2 separate regions of the Homo sapiens genome follow, and region 2 is linked to region 1. A link is an interaction called in ENCODE POLR2A ChIA-PET data of the cell type or tissue named here. Cell type or tissue: A673. All regions are shown on one strand. Each heading gives the region's core, and the rest is flanking DNA. Links, peaks and the distances in the headings are about the cores only.

Region 1 (8,402 bases), core at 209-8,208:
AAAATGTTTTCACAATTTTTCCATCAGCGAACATCATGATTTATACTTGTAGGTATACAGTAAATGTTTCTTGCATGAATAAATGTTTAATCAATTTAAAAATTACCTACCCTCAGTGAACTGAATTTGAGGGAGGAGGGCTTAAAAGAAAGATCAAGGATCTAATTTGTTCTAGGCAGAGGCGAGGCAGAGGCAGGAGAGTCTTTCAGAGGGAGTAACAATTGATCTGAGATTCAAAGAATAAAAAAAAAAAAAGGCAAAAAAAGACACAAGAACCAGATGACCATTCCAGCATATAAAGTAGTGCACTTCCATTGTTGAATTATGCGAGATTCAGTTATCTGTTCCTTCTTAACAAACATTTCCAAAATTAATGGTTTAAAACAATGATTACTACTGTCATGGTTCCTGAGGTGACAGGTGAGCTGGGAAGTTTTTCCTGCTCCAGGTGTTTTCAACTTGGTGGTATTCAGCAGGTAGACAGGCTGGTCCAGTAGATATAAACCATGTCTGGCATCTTTACAGGGATGCCCACAAATGCTGGACTCAGCTTAGAATGCTGAGCCAGGAACCTATACCTTGATGGTCTTGGTCCAAGGTGGGCACTTGTGAACTTCTTACATGGCAGTGCAAGAAACACTGGGGCAAGAATTCCAAAAGACCGGAGGGGAACCTGCCAGCCTTCTTACAGCCTAAACCTGGAATGTCCGACCATTACTTCCTTCACATCCTATTAGTGGAACAAGTCACCTAGGCCAGCCCCAGGGGAGTGGAGTTAGACTCCATTTCTCGAAGAACTTGTAGCTGTCTTTCATCTATAATCTACCACACTCTGGTAGCACACTGAGCTTCAAATCACAATGCAGATATACATCCAAGAAATAGTAACTATGCTAATACTTCTAATGGATGCAGAATACCTTAATAACCATCGTAACAACACCCATGTGAACTGAAGCCCATCCTTAAACATAAGGGAAACAAATCCTATGGCTTCACTTTGATGGATCAAGCATTTGCTCTAGATTGTAATTAGCATAACAGTGAAAACAGTCCAAATAAAAAGGTAGACGATAGATGTTGTTTCCCAGCAACCTGAAGATAAGGCACCTCTGGATTCAGCCCTTACTACAGGTGGAAATGCAGAGACAGGAATCCGATCTGTGCAAGAAAGATTACTGGATTGGTGTTCCTCTCTTTTTGGTAAAACCAGCTGAAAGCCCATTAGTGGAAACTTGCTGTTCCCTTTACGTGTGAGTGCTCTGAAAGTCCCCCTCTCCCTTTATCCCCCATCCCTCCCCACCAATTCAAAATAAACCTCGCTAAATTAAAGCCATATTTGCGGATCATAAAAGGAACTTTATCTTAGTAGCCAATAAATAGTAGTAGGTTTTGATTCTTGTACATGTGCAGTGTGCTGTCCTGAGTGGTTCACTTTATTTAGCATTGCTGGGAGATTGGTAATGGATTTCCCCGACAGATCCATCTCTGGGTAGATCAGATCAGGGAAACGAGCTCTTTGGGGGCACAGGCTTGTATGGAATTGTAACAGTATGTGTTCACTGACCCCAAGTTGAAGGAATGTTTCATTCCACCACCCTGAAATGGAAACTGATAGTCTCTGTTGTTTTCATTGCTTAAACTGCATATTATTTTGAGGAACTTTATTTTAAACTAACTTGAGTGGTAGCATAGCTTTTCACAAAAAGAAAAAAATAAATCAAATGCTTCATATTTTGCTGGCAGCATATTGGTTAACTGAAAACAATTTCTTTATGCCTTTACAGAAAAGAGAGCAAACTCCTGAATTTAAGGTGAACTAACAGTAATATTTCTCTCTCTCTTTCTTTCTCTCTCCCTCTTTCTCTCTCTCTCTCTCTCTCTCTCGCTCTCACTCTCATTTTTCTGTGTATTTGAATAAAAGTAATAAATTCTCTCACTTGCTTAAAAACTCTGGCCCAATGCCTTTGAAAAAAGTCTCTGAAATCTTAGTTTGAACTGAATCTGAGTTAACTGTCAAAGATTTCTCCCTGAAGTTGTGCTCTCTTCGAAATTTAGTTTCCCTTGGACACAGTATTTGCAACCAAAGCAATCTCTAGAATGGAAGACCAGAAACTGCCCAGCCTGCGTCTGACCTTTCTGGCAGATGTTTTTAAATGGAATGGATTGCCTTTCCCAGCCCGAAATGCGTAATCTTTGGTTAGGGTTGTTTTCCATGCAAATACTTAGACAGACTGTGGTTTGTGCTGCTGGGCGTTGGTAATGGGATATGCACAGAGCTCAGGTCACTGACTAAACCAGCTGGATCAGAAATGACCTTTTTAAATCTTAGGATGAATGTTTGATACATTAGGGAAGTTAGCGGATCTGGTCAGCACATTGTTTTTTTTTGTTTGTTTGTTTGTTTTCTTTTCTTGTGAAAGCCCAAATTATGATCTGGACAACTCATTGGCATGATGAACAGAAGAAATATAGAGATACATCTTAATTCTGATTTGGCCAAAAAGCTAATTGGCCAACACAACTATAAATATGTCTCATCAAGTGATGTAATAAGGTGAGCCTACATATGGTTGTTTAATGGTTGGTGACCAGCAGGTAGAAAGAAGGCATGGGAATGTTTCCCCCTGAATGACTCTATTTGCACAAGAACTTCATACAAGTGAAAAGACTGGGGAAACACAATCTCATAGCAATGTGGGAACCAGTGTTCAGGGACTGAATGTCTTCTGCTTATTTTATGGTAGTGAGGTTCCTGAAGGGTGTATTAACCCTTCTCCTAAAAGTTAAAAATGAGAACTAAGCTTATGAGTGGTGACTTGCAGATAGCATTTTTTTTTTGAGACAGAGTTTCACTCTTGTTGCCCAGGCTGGAGTGCAGTGGCACAATCTCGGCTCACCGCAACCTCCGCCTCCTGGGTTTAAGCGATTCTCCTGCCTCAGCCTCCTGAGTAGCTGGGATTACAGGTGCTCGCCACCACACTCAGCTAATTTTTGTGTTTTTAGTGGAGATGGGGTTTCACCATGCTGGTCAGGCTGGTCTCGAACTCCTGACCTCAAGTGATCTGCCTGCCTTGGCCTCCCAAATTCCTGGGATTACAGGCATAAGCCACCTCGCCCAGCTGTAGATAGCTTCTTAAGAGGACATGTTGGAGCTGTGACTCCCCAAATGATGGACCAGGCAATTCGTATTGCACTGGACTCCTCCAGAGAGGTGAAGGAAATCAATAATGAGTGTGTCTAACAGGCAATAAGGGCCTCTTTTGGGGGCAGAAAGTTTACTGCAATGAAAAGAGCAGAGATTGCATAGGTCAGCTGACCTTGTATTAGACTTCATTTCTGCAACTTTTGTTTGTCTGGCCTTGGGCAAATCATTTAACCTTCCTGAGCCCATCTTGTAGGTAATACCTTCAGTTTTATAGTAAGGGTTAGTAAAAATGTATGTAAAGCATCTAACATTATGCCTGGTACATGGTAATGACTTATAGATTGCATTCTCTATGATCCTTCTTGTCTTACATGATAGTATCATTTAGTGAATGAGACAGAACCAGGTCTGAATATGAGATTTACCCCCTTTGTAGCTGTATGAATGAAAACAAATTTCTTTCCCTCATAAAACTTCAGTTTCTTCATTTTATAATGGGGAAAACAAAAATTACCTTATAGGAATTACTTGATCATGAAATCAAGGCTCCTCTGATACAATAAAGTGCCTAAGAGAGTTTCTGACCTATAATAGTATCCATTTGTGTCATTTCTGTACACACACTTCCACAGCCTGGGGCATAGATGAATAGGAAATCTTGTCAAGGGTCTTTGTTAAATCTAGGGGGACAATAGAGCCAGATTTGAGCTCGGCCTTAAGACAGAACTATCACAGCAGAAAATGTGGCAATAAACTCTGAGGAATTTGTTACATTTGAAGGTGGTAGAACACATCCATGGTGAGGAAGACACAGGGAAATAGTGATGAGATTAAAGTAGTCACAAGAATGACTCCTGACACAAACAGTGGGACTTGTAATTGAAAAAACAAAAGAAAAAAAGAGATTCAAAGAGGCTGAGAGATGTAACTAGTGCTTGATTTGCCATTAATGGGGAAACTTCAGTGGTTTTCATTGGGATGATAACCAATTACAGACTTGAAACTCCAGGCACCCTTCTTCTCTTTCTTTAATGTGCTTCAACTAAGTTTTAAATGATTTATTCTTCCAATTTTATTTGATTTCAGCATTTTCCCATATTTTTCTCTTTTGGAACATTCCAGGTCTTTTTACATATTTCACTTTAAAGCTATAAAGCATGCCAGGAGCTTCAAGGAATGAAAGAACTGATATTTACGCTGCTGTGATACTTAAACTTTTCCCCCTGAACTCACACCCAAAAACTTGTCTATAGGCCAATTTGCATTTTGGCCACATTTTGAGGAGTTGGCAGCAATAACCACGCTGCAAACTCACACCACATGTGGTACTAATTGGCGCAGTTGGCGGTTTAAGAAGAGAGGCTAGGGATTGAGTGGGCATGGAAACCTAACAATACCTTCACACAATGGTTCTCAACAGGAGATAGAAATTAGAACTGTGAGGGAAAGGATAGGCCTCTGTGGCAGGTCAATAAGATGAATTGCTCAGTGCTTTGCAAAAGCAACCAAAACCCAGAAAAACAAAACAGAGAAAAGACTTGAAGTAGACACTGTAATTTTTTTTTCTTTTTTTTTTTTTTTTTTTTTACCAAACTTCCAGAATAGACCAAGAACTTGTTCACTTAACATGTACAGTCAAGGAGCATAAATGCACAGATGAAGGAACGATCTGGGGTCAAACAGGCACCTTGGGCCGTTTGGATATTCACTCATTGATTCCGGCCAGTGAACTTCCCCCAGGTCAGTTTCTCCATCTGCAAAGCAAGCAGGAGTCTTTCATCGCATTTGCCTCCTACCAGCTGAAGGGAACAGGGAGCAGATTTGTAGTTTGTTAAAGTGCTTTGATTTTACAAACTTTAAACCCAAACACAGGAATCTCTCATAACATCTTAGCTGTGGGTCTCTGTAGGCATGAGGAAAGCGGCAGTGGTGTTGGGGATAATTATTCCCCTAGACAGCTGTGTTAGAAACAGAATTTGCAAGAAACAGAATGGAGCCTCAGGGAATTGGGGTTAATTGTAAGGATACATGAGGGAGGATGGAAACACAGGAGCTGCCTCAGTAGCCACATCGAAAGGCTCATGGAACTGGACAGTTTTGCTTTTTTTAACTCAAGCTAAAACAGCAGCTTTGGTTTCCCTATGGCAATTATAATGGTCTTAGCATTCAGCATCTCTCTTTTCTTTCACTGTGCCTGTGTGTGCTCACTTCATATCAGAGCACAATGAAATCAAAGAGAGCTCCCTGATCTGACCCTATCAAGTTCTTTCAGAAGCTTCAGCTTTCCTTTCCCTAAAAAATAAGAATGTAATTACAAGAACCTAAAATTACGAATGCGAGTATTGCATCTCTCTCTCTCTCTCTCTCTCACACACACACACACACACACACACACGCTTCTCTAAAGCTCATCTCTGAAATTTGCAGGGCCTGAGACAAGGATATGACTGTAGACCCCTAGACTTCACCCCTTCTGTTCCCATCCCAGCTCTGTTTTCAATATGAAGGGCCTTACACACTTCTGTGTGAACACAGCCCTTAAATCCAAGCTCCATTCATTCCCACATACCTGCTTCCCCACATACCCCGACAAATGGCCATTCCTCCGAGACTTCAAGAGGTCAACTGAAGAAGAAGCCTGTGCAAGAACAGAAATGGATTCAGAGACATTGGGTCAGGGAATTCCAGTGCCTCAACCAACCTACTGTGGCCTAGAAAAGACCCCTTGTGCTAATGAATGTCTTGTCCTATGGGATAGAGCTAAGTAGGATCACGATACAGAGTCATCTAAAGTGCACAACCCTGGGAAGGACCTTATATTACTTGGGTTTAAAGCAGGAGTATCTAATCTTTTGGGTTCCCTGGGCCACATTGGGAGAATAAGAATTGTATTGGGCCACACATAAAATATGCTAAAACTAATGATAGCTGACGAACTTTAAAAAAAATCATTAAAAAATTTTAAGAAAATTTATGAATCTGTGTTGGGCTGCATTCAAAGCCATCCTGGGCCACATGTGGGCTGTGGGCCACAGGTTGGACAAGTTTGGTCTAAAGCAACTTATTTTAGTTTTCTTCTCTCTTCTCAATTCATATCTGTGTCTTTTAAAACAACTACTTCTAGGACTACACCTACTATCACCATCAGTACTATTACTACTGTATGAAGAACAAATGGGGAATCATATTTAAGGAATCTCCTTTAGAAAACATGAGGCAGATTATTCTTGTAGGCTGCCTTAGCTCAGGTTCCCATAACACATGTCATAGATTGGGTGGCTTAAACAGCAAACATTTATTTCTTACAGTTCTGAAAGCTGGGAGGTTCAAAATCAAGGCTCTAGAAATCCAGTGTCTCGTGAAGGCTGCTCTCTGGCTTGTAGATGGTCTTCTTTCTGTATTTTCTCAATGGTGACGAGAAAGGGAAAGGAAGTAAGATTTCTGTAACTCTTCTCACAAAGGCACTTCTTCCATCAACAGTGCTACACCTTCATGACCTAATTACCTCCCAAATGCCCCATCTCCAACTAACTCATCTAATGCGTTAAAGAATGCCATTTCTCCTCTTGGCCACCCTAATCACCTCACTGATTCCAGTTCTGAAGTTAGAATTGTTCCCAATGTGTCAGAAGGGGTCAAATACAAAGTGTGAACCAGAAAGAAAAGGCTACAACAACAAAAATGGCAATAGTTGTTATTTTTTATCAGCAGAAACCTGGAGGAAATGTGCAGCTAGAGTCAAAGGGAGCTATACTAGGTAGAAATAATCATAAACAGATTGGGGCAAATTAGCCAATATTGGTACATGTACCAGAGCCTACATGCAGTGAGCTTACCCGAGTAGCTCAGAGTGATTATAATTGTTTTGCTTTCTGAATTGGTTGACTGAAATCCAGATTCAACAATGGCTCACACTAAATGAAGTTGAGATGAAAGAAATTCCCTGGTATATTGTGGAATCTGAAACTTATGGTATATATTAGTGGGTTTGAACTGCTGTAACTAAAATACCAAAGACTTGGTGGCTAATAACAGCAATAAACAATTACTTCTCACAGTTACAGAGGCTGTAAAGTTCAAAATCATGGTGCCAGTAGATCTGGTGTCTGGTGAGGCTGTTCTTCCTGGCTTATAAAAACTGCATGCATGTTTACAACAGAACAATTTGCAATTGCAAAAAATATGGAACCTAACCAAATAGCCATCAATCAATGAGTGGATAAAGAAAATGTGAGATAGATATATATGTGTGTGTGTATGTGTGTGTGTGTGTGTGTGTGTGTGTGTGTGTATATATATAATGGAATACTACTCAGCCATAAAAAGGAATGAAATAATGGCATTTGCAGCAACCTGAATGGAATTGGAGACTATTGTCTAAGTGAAGTAACTGAGGAATGGAAAACTAAACATAGTATGTTCTCACTCATATGTAGGAGCTAAGCTATGAGGACACAAAGGCATAAGAACAATACATTGGACTTGGACTTTGGGGACTCAGGGGAAAGGGTAGTGGGTGGTGAGGGTTAAAAAAACTACAGATTGGGTACACCGTACACTGCTTAGGTGACGGGTGCACCAAAATTTCAGAAGTCACCACTGAAGAACTTGTTCATGTAACCAACCACCACCTGTTCCCTAAAAACTATTGAAATTAAAAAAATATATATTAAAATTTATTTTGAAAAATAAATTTGCCTCCAGAAAGTTCTCTCCTGTCTCTTCTTACTAAAGGCACTAATCCCATCACAAGAGCTCCACCTTTATGACCTAATTTCCTCCCAAAAGCCCCATTTCAAAGTACTATCCCATTGAGGGTTAGGATTTCAACTTAGGAGCTTTGTGGAGACAGAAACATTCAGTCCACAGCATAGGCTAAACCTATTCTAAAGAGCAGAAATGGGAAGTGGTCAAGTGGTGATGGTACTCAGTACATTCAGAAGTAGCTTGGGGGTGAATGTAACATCAGGGGGAGCTGTAAAGGCATGAAATGAAATATATGCTAACATTAATGTCTGGGCCATTTCCAGGCCTGGTTGTTGGGTACTCAAACTAGAATTCATTTTTTGAGAATCCTTTTTAGAAACTGAGTTCCCAATTTCTAAGCATTTTCATTCAAGTCAATGCTCATGTTAAAGTTGGCCCTGAGCCAGGCAATGTAGGTGACGCCAGGGCTGTCAACCATGCAGACCTCACTCTTCTTCTTTTTAATATTTTTTAGAGGAAGACAGGGTCTCACTCTGTCACTCAGGCT
Region 2 (8,402 bases), core at 360-8,359, 810 kb before region 1:
TAAATGATTTAAATACCCCAGTGTGTATTATAGACCAGTTCCTGAGTTATGTTAACCTACACGTTGACAACTTTTGTGGATTCTCACATACTAATTTTCAAACTCACTAAAGGGAACTAAAAATATCTATATGTATCTTTTCATTCTTTACAGGCAAGTTATAGAATTATTTTCCTGATAACACATATGACTTGGTAACCACATCAAGCTAAAACATATCTACCATATTAGTGTCCCTATCGGGTTACGCTGAAAATGTTCTGCTTATAACACTCAATAAACAATCTCATATGTGTACCATAAACCTTTGTTATATGTGCCAGGCTGAGAAAGAGCAGAGGAGCTCTGTGGAAGGTCTTTCAGTCCCAAGTCATTTGCTCACAGTTCAGTGGGAGGATGAACAAGACTGTTTAGGGGAGGGGATTAATGAATTCAACAATGTTACTTGCCCCAGAGACTCGTAGTGCTATGTGCCGGTTTGAGCTACAAGGTGAGAGACCAGAAATTACAGCAGACAGCCACATTCAGGCAGGTAATGAGTGTGTTGCATATGGTCCATTACTCACTATGATAGAGCATTGTTATGATTTGTAAGCTGCTTTATTAGGTGTCAATCTTATAGTATTTAAAGATACATTTTTTAAAGGGGTCTTTATTTTGATTCATCCTGCACTTATTGAGAAATACTGAGAATAACAATTATTTAGCTGTGGAATGAGACCCCTGTTCAATGCAGAAAGGGTTTTGCATACTGAGATTGAATTACTTGGGAGGTAAGAACGTCTAGATCAATTTGGCACATCATGTAGAAGTATGGTGTTACAAAACCCTTAATCCTTAATCCTTAAGGGTTCTGTGAGTATGACCATATTTCTCGTTTTTCCACTTAATAAAGTGGAGAAATGAGAAACTTCCAAGGGTTTGTATTGCGATAATAAAATCTTAGACATAGTTTGTTTTCAGTAAATTTGTAAATAGTCAAGGGCATAGTGTACCTCCATTCTACAAATGTTTGTAAGCATCAGTTAGCTAGAAGTCATTCCAATTGCTGTAAACTACTTATGATTTTCATATTAAAAAGGAGCTGCAATTTATTTTAGACGTACTATGAGCAAGGAACCTTTCTCACGAAGTTACAAGTATAATCTCTTACCAACCCATGAGATAAATGCTATAATGTTTTCTCTTTAAAATGTAAGTGAATTGAGACACAGATGATTTAATTAATATATTTTTCATCATGCAACTAATACATACTTGAAAACAGCTTTCATATCTCAGAAATATACGGAGTGCATATATGCAATAATACATGATGTATTTTATATGGGGGATATAGACGATGATATATTAAATATACATTAGATATGATATTATATATGATATAACATGTTTATCATATTTAATGATGTAATTATGTTACATATACGATATATAAAATAATGTATTTATGCTTTTACATATGTAATATACACAAATATATATTCAAATATATACATATATGCATGTATGTGTGTATGTATATATGTATGTGTATGCATGAATATATGTGTGTATGTTTGTGTGTGTATATCCACACCCACACACACACACACATATATATATAGAGAGAGAGATATGGAGAGTAAGCAAGAGAGAATCACTTCATTTATGAAGACAAAATACTGACATTTGGATATATAAAATTGGGATGGGCATTGAAAGCAATAACATGGAGGAGGTGTTAGATAAGCAGAGAAAAATTCAAATGTGGTCAGGTGGTAAGAAAAATAAAATAAACATGGTATGGCAGTGGAAGAGAAAAAATGCCTCAAGCTAGGCAAAAAAAAAGTGATCACCTAAACAGGTTATTGAGTTTTCCAGCCTTCTAGAAGCATACAGTGCCTCTCAAAATCTTCTCCAGTTTATCAACCACCCAGTAAAAGAGACTTGATTAAATTTTTATTTGCCAACTTAGAATGAAGAAATTTTAGAATTTTTACGTGTCTCAGAGGCATCCAGTCTGCAATATCTCCAAAGACATAAATTAATTGATTTATTCGACTGTTTTGTGAGCATCAAAACACAAAATACATATAGGGAATTCTAAAATAAAGATATGTTCTAGTTGTTTATATCTTATGGTAATTATATTTACACAAAGAAAATAACAGTCATAAAAGCTGAGGTAATGTTGAGTAAGAGTCCCGAATGCGGCATGGAGGACCTGGCATCTGAGTGAGATGTCAGTGACCCATCAGACATTAGAGCACAGTGAAGAACATGGGGAAAGAAGAGGGCTTGAACCCAGTGGTACATGTCGTACAATAATGGTCATAGCACCGGGCGCAGTGACTCAAGCCTGTAATCCCAGCACTTTGGGAGGCCGAGGTGGGAGGATCACGAGGTCAGGAGTTTGAGACCAGCCTGACCAATTTGATGAAACCCCGTCTCTGCTAAAAATACAAAAATTAGCCAGGCATGGTGGTGCTCGACTGTAGTCCCAGCTACCCGGGAGGCTGAGGCAGAGAATCACTTGAACCCGGGAGGCGGAGGTTGCATTGAGCCGAGATTGCGCCACTGCACTCCACTCCAGCCTGGCGACAGAGTGAGACTCCATCTGAAAAAAAAAAAAAAAAAATTGGTCATGGCAGGGGAAGTGAAAGTACAGTAACAAGGACAATACATGATCCAGGGAAGTTTACGTGACATGTAGGCATACAGAATTTCTAGAAGAGAATTCATTGAAATTGCTATAATTAGCAATAATTTCTTCTGGTATTACATGGGAATCTCCCTCTATGAAATATATCTATGACTCTTTACTATGCTCTCTGGAGTTATACTGGATAAATAAATATCCTTTTCAAGTATTTATGAAGAGCTATCACAGTGTGTTGCAACTCTGAAATCAAGGAAGCTCCCCTTCAATTTCTCATCTCTTTTTTGCTTCTCTCATTTTCTAGTCTAAATGATCTCTTACACTCTGCCAAGCATTCATGTACCCCATTTCTCCTGATTTCTGAATTCATTTTCTCCTCACAATAGAAAAATATTTAATGTTATTAATTATATTCACAACAAAACTCAGTTGCAATTGCACAGGAATTTTAAGGCAATAATAACGCAGGCACCTGTCGTCTTCACATACTTTAGCTTTATGTCACTTCAAGGAGTTAACACAATGGGAAACTCTAAATTTCTTGTAAATATTTCCATTTTGTGAGTTTAACTCTATCTCCAACAGTGGAACATCAGAATTGGGTGGGAGTGTATGCTAAAAAAACAGGTACCTTCACCACAAAAGTTGTGTTAGTCAGAGTAGGTTAACTATTCAACAAACATTTTCCAAATATCAATAGTTCGAGAAAATAAAAGTTTGTTTCTCATTCAAGTCAGAATCCAATATAGTTGACTGGGGAGACAAGATTCTAGTGGGTACACAAGAACCCAAGATATTTCAATATTTTGCTCTCTATTATCGTCTAGTGCTTTAGAATTATTTGCATGTTTCTCTGTATCCAAGCTGGAAACAGTTTTTCTTGAGTAGCATCCATAATTTCCATTCATATTCCATTACCAAGAACTCAATCAGACATCCTCACTTATCCAGAAAAAAGAGATCAGGAAACCATTTGGCTGTATGCCCAGGAAAGAGAGAAATAAGTTTGTAATCTTTGCCCCAGAAGCTTAGGTAATACTAGGCAGACATATATAGGTAGAATCAAATAAAGGCTACATATGTAGGGCTCCTGATCCAGAATCAGTGACACATGTATAAGAATGTTTGTACCATATATGTTACTGACTCTGATAGTGTTGAAATATAAAGAAGACTTACCATTCATAACATTGCAACAGAAAAGCCGCCTTGTTTAGAACTGCCTTCTTAGCATCTGTGTCTACTTTGGTACCTTGTGGAATCTCAATGAGTTTGCCAAATTAACTTGTGTACAATATAGAGCTAACAAAATTAAAACATGGATCTATATGGGCTGGCTATGACATGATAATATCTTTTGATATTCATGCTTATTATTTACCTTTATGTCTAATTATGATATAGGCTATAAAGTTGAATAAGAGTCTTAAATACTGCATAAATTAATGTTCTGTAAGGTTTATTTGATTGCAACAATAAACTGTAAAAATGTGCTAAGTCTCTCTAGTTTGATTGTCTGTAGACTACTCTTGGTTGGACAGTGCAGTAGATAAAACCTAGCAAAGTCAACAGAGATTTAATTAAGCCCAGTGTACTATACAGAAAGTGCTTTTGAACTAACTGCTTTGCACCTACCAGTCACAGATATATGTGAGAAGAAAAAGGAAGAAAATTACTAAACAAATTCAGCTACCCACATTTTGCTTAAGAATGGTCTAGCTGGCTCTTTCTCAGACTCTCTAGATATACTGGTCAAAACTTGATGTCAATATAGTCCCACAAAAATTGGCAAAATTTAGTTTCCATAGAATAAAAAAATTCTGAAAGGAGAGAGTCCTTCTTGTAGGAAAAATATTCTGGAATGTTACCAACTTCATATATTTCTCTCAAAAATACAATATATTTTTAATCTGGTTAAATCAAATAGTTTGAATAATGGTTTTAATTCTCCATTTCAAGACAGTTACTGTCACAGGAAAGACAATGAGGAAATTTGCTATGCATGAGGAAGGTAAATTATGAAATAGTGTATATGTGTCCAATGTTACATTTTGTGAAAATGCAAAATATTCTTTATCACAATACAATAATATATGTCACACAATAGCACACAGAATATTATATAAATATTCAAATATAAATATGTATTTATGAAGTTGAGCCATGTGAAATTGATGACTTTTTTAACCTATGAAATTCATAATTTCATATGGTTCAACCACACACACATGCGCACACACACACACACACACACACAGAAGCACACATGCAGATCCAATTTATTATCTCACAACATATCTTTTCATCAGAAATAGCCCAGCCAGATGGATTCATTAAACTCAAATTAGTAGTAAGGAAAGACAGACTCTTAAAATTAGATTAATGTTATGCTGACAGGGCTCTTTTGAAGAAGCTCTTTTTCCACTGAACTTGTGTGAGGGCCAAATTCACTGTCAATAAGCTATTTCTAACCAATTATGTGTTTTAAAAAAATTTTTTAACTGTCTATGTCATTACTAGGTGACTCAGAAATACCACTAATGGTACAGTAAATTTATCTAAAAATTTCCATAATAACTGCTGTTTGTTTAGAGATTTGTGACAGATTTTCAGGGGAAAAATCATTTAGAGTTATTAAGTAATGCCACAATCATTCTGAGTAATTTCAGAGACCTTTTAGTCACACCTACCAGTTAGACTGTGAGGTAGGGAAAAAAGAAATTTGCTAAACTAATATTCAGCTACCAGAGACAATGTTGTTTCCCAGACTGGAGACGCTGATGAACTGCTTCTGAAGGAAAAGTTTTAGAGAAGATCTTCCTTAACAAAATGTCACACAGGATTTCTAGGGCTGATAGAATACACATTTTAAAACAAGGGATATGTTTAATACCTTCTTTGTTCCCCTGATTTATCATTTGTGTTAAAATATTCCTTCAAATTTATTTACTCTCAGCTGCCTAATCTCATGGGCAGTCGCCAGTGAGGGATAATTTGAGCAAACCTAGGACATGAATCATGGAATGGAATCTGCGGGATAACTGACTGATCGCTTTCCCTAAGGACTGATTTTGCCGTCTTCATTATGCTCATATGTTGTACAGCAAGATACACGGTGAATAACAGATTCCATCAAAGGCATAGACAGAAAAACAAATCCACACATTCTCAGAATTGCAGTCTAAATGCTTCCTTTTTTAGCTTATTTTCTTTGCTAAATATCTTTACCAAGAATTTCTTCCCACTATATTTACTTGTAAAATGCGGAGTTAACTGTCCATGCACGCTGTGATCTGCGGTTTGATTGCAGTCACTGTCCCTATTTTGTTTCTATCCTGTATTTCCTGCTTCAACTCATAGTATATTTTAAACTTGGATTTTGTAGTAGATCTGGCATCTCAGTGGAATCTTGAAAAACTGAGCATTCCATAGGCTAGATCAACCAGTAGATTCCATGCTCCAGCCCTTTAAATATTTCTTGCATGAACACTTAACTTTCCTATCCCTTTCCCACTTTATCATGTTTTCCAGCCAACGTGACTATCCTGATTACATTGAGTCTCTGTTTATTTTGTGCCTGCACCTATGTAACTGATACGGATTGGAGCAAAACTTTGTTTTAAAATTATGACTACAACTCTCAACTGGGCCTTCTACAATATCAAGCAATCCTACTAAAGTTCCCTGATCAAATGGCGCTTCTCATCACTGGGATAATTATTTTACATTTTCTCTTATTTCCTCTTCTCAAATCTTTTTCAATCTATTTCATTATCGAGAGAATAGAGGCCCCAGAGAGAAATATCTCATACTCCCATTATTAATCTACTAGCTGATACTTATCTATCTTGGGGCAGTCTGTTTATTTTACATTACAATAGACAAACTTTTTATTTCTATTAAAACCATTCAGCATTGAAATTCATTACCTATTTTCTCTTGCTCTTTCAAGGAATTGGTTACTAATAGTATATTCTTTCTCCATTGTGTCTTAAGTCTTTACTCTTGCTTGGATCATTCTCTCCAGCCTAAAATCTCTTTAAGCAAACAAACAAACAAAAATGATTGTCTCCTTGTTTTTATATTTTCTGGGGTCTTGACCCTTTCCCTTTTCTTCTTTAGAGTAAAAATGACTGAAAAATTTGCCTAGCAACACTATTTCTACTTTCCTCTTTGCTTTTGGTCTTTAGCATGCCAACATGATCTCCGACTAAAACTGCTCATGTCAGGGAGAACTTCGAATACCACCCTGCCAAAACCAATAGGCAAGTTGAAGTCTTTATCCCACTCTCATCTTCAGTTGCACCAACTCTTATTTACCCAGTTTCTAATTGATACAGCCAGGTAATATAAAATTGATGATGCAGTTTTAATTTAAAAATAATTTTTAAAATTGTATTTTTGTTAAATTTACTTGAAAATACTTTTTATTCCATTGGTGGACCAATAATGAATTTCTTGGCATAAAACTAATTAGACAAGTTAGTCCACAGTGGGTGCTGGATTCAAATTTTTACCTTGAGTGAGTCTTTTACTTCTGGAAGAAATGCATTTTTAGCCAGGAATTAATTACTGTCTACTTATGGATTCTTGATAAGAAGACCTCAAGAATATCTGAACATTTGGGAAGAAAAGTGTCTTTACTAGTAATGTGAAAGACGAATAATTTCCCTGAAAATGTCACTTATTTTAGGTATAGGAAAGTGGCATTTTACTTGTGTATTATTTCTTAGTCAAAATATTTCGAATAGATTGAAGAATTTCTTTTGGTATTTACAACTACAATTAGCAAAAACTGAACAAACTAATAAAGCTTGGTGTCACAGAATTTTGATCTTAATTCTAGAGTCTCTTGAGTCTCAAACAATGTGAATAAGGTTATTAATGTTAAAGAAATAAAAATTGGAATTCAACATTACCAATTTAGATTCGAATTCTCAGTTATTTAAATTATGTTGTATATTTGCATATTTTATTTTGTTTAGAATTTCTAAATGGACTCATTCTACAACTTACATTGTTTTTTTTAAAATCAACTTAGAGTTTGAGGGGTTTTATTTATTTATTTTTAAATTTTTGAAAATAGATGCACAGCAATTGATACACTAAACACCCATCTTACCACTACACAAAGTTAAAATGATACTAACATTTTATCATATTTAAGGCATTGTTTAAATAAAATGATTATGTGCCCATAAAATGTAAGGCTTTTAGCCTCTCAACCAGTGAGAAGCTCACATATTCACCATATTTAGTACTTAAAAGAAGTTTAGGAATTTATATAAAATGTATATGGTATATCTTACTATATATACATTACAGTGCAACTCTTTCACTAAAAATATTTTTTAGTTCTTATCATGCTACTTCATTTAGTCCTTTTGTAGTACTGCATTATATAAAAATTTATATTTATTGCTCTTGTAATTTACAACTACCTCATTTCCAGTGTTCCACTATCTCAATGTTCTATTCATCTTAGAGACCACAGATTGTACTACAAAGAGGTTATAATAAATAAGAGAAAAAAACTTTAAACAATAAAAACAGATTGAAATAATATGAAAGAAGATCTACTAGGCAACTATGGACCAAAAGAACAGTAGGATTGCATTCTGAAAATCTGCCAAAACAAAATTTGAAGGAAAAATATGACACAGAAGAAAAAGAAAAGTAATATATAATGTTACAAGAAATACTATAATGAGAACATATTATTGATAACTTTTTACTATACATCATACAACAAGAAATATAT

Evidence for each region. ChIA-PET counts read pairs that join two places held together with the same protein. Peaks named below come from ENCODE experiments on the same cell type or tissue, not always from the same donor. Only the 100,000 strongest peaks of a DNase experiment are listed, where the experiment ranks them.
Region 2: POLR2A ChIA-PET joins it to region 1 with 10 read pairs; 1 of 35 experiments calls an interaction of 5 or more read pairs at or near these places.

The regions. Positions count from the first base shown.
Region 1 is chr14:85,758,815-85,767,216 of GRCh38, reverse strand. No RefSeq gene overlaps it. Among named protein-coding and RNA genes, the nearest start is that of LINC02328, 170 kb to the left of the region's middle. In A673, for the core only: no CTCF peak of the experiment used is centred there; a DNase peak (open chromatin) is centred at 4,506.
Region 2 is chr14:86,571,922-86,580,323 of GRCh38, reverse strand. No RefSeq gene overlaps it. Among named protein-coding and RNA genes, the nearest start is that of LINC02309, 240 kb to the right of the region's middle. In A673, for the core only: no CTCF peak of the experiment used is centred there; no DNase peak of the experiment used is centred there; H3K27ac peaks cover 767 bases.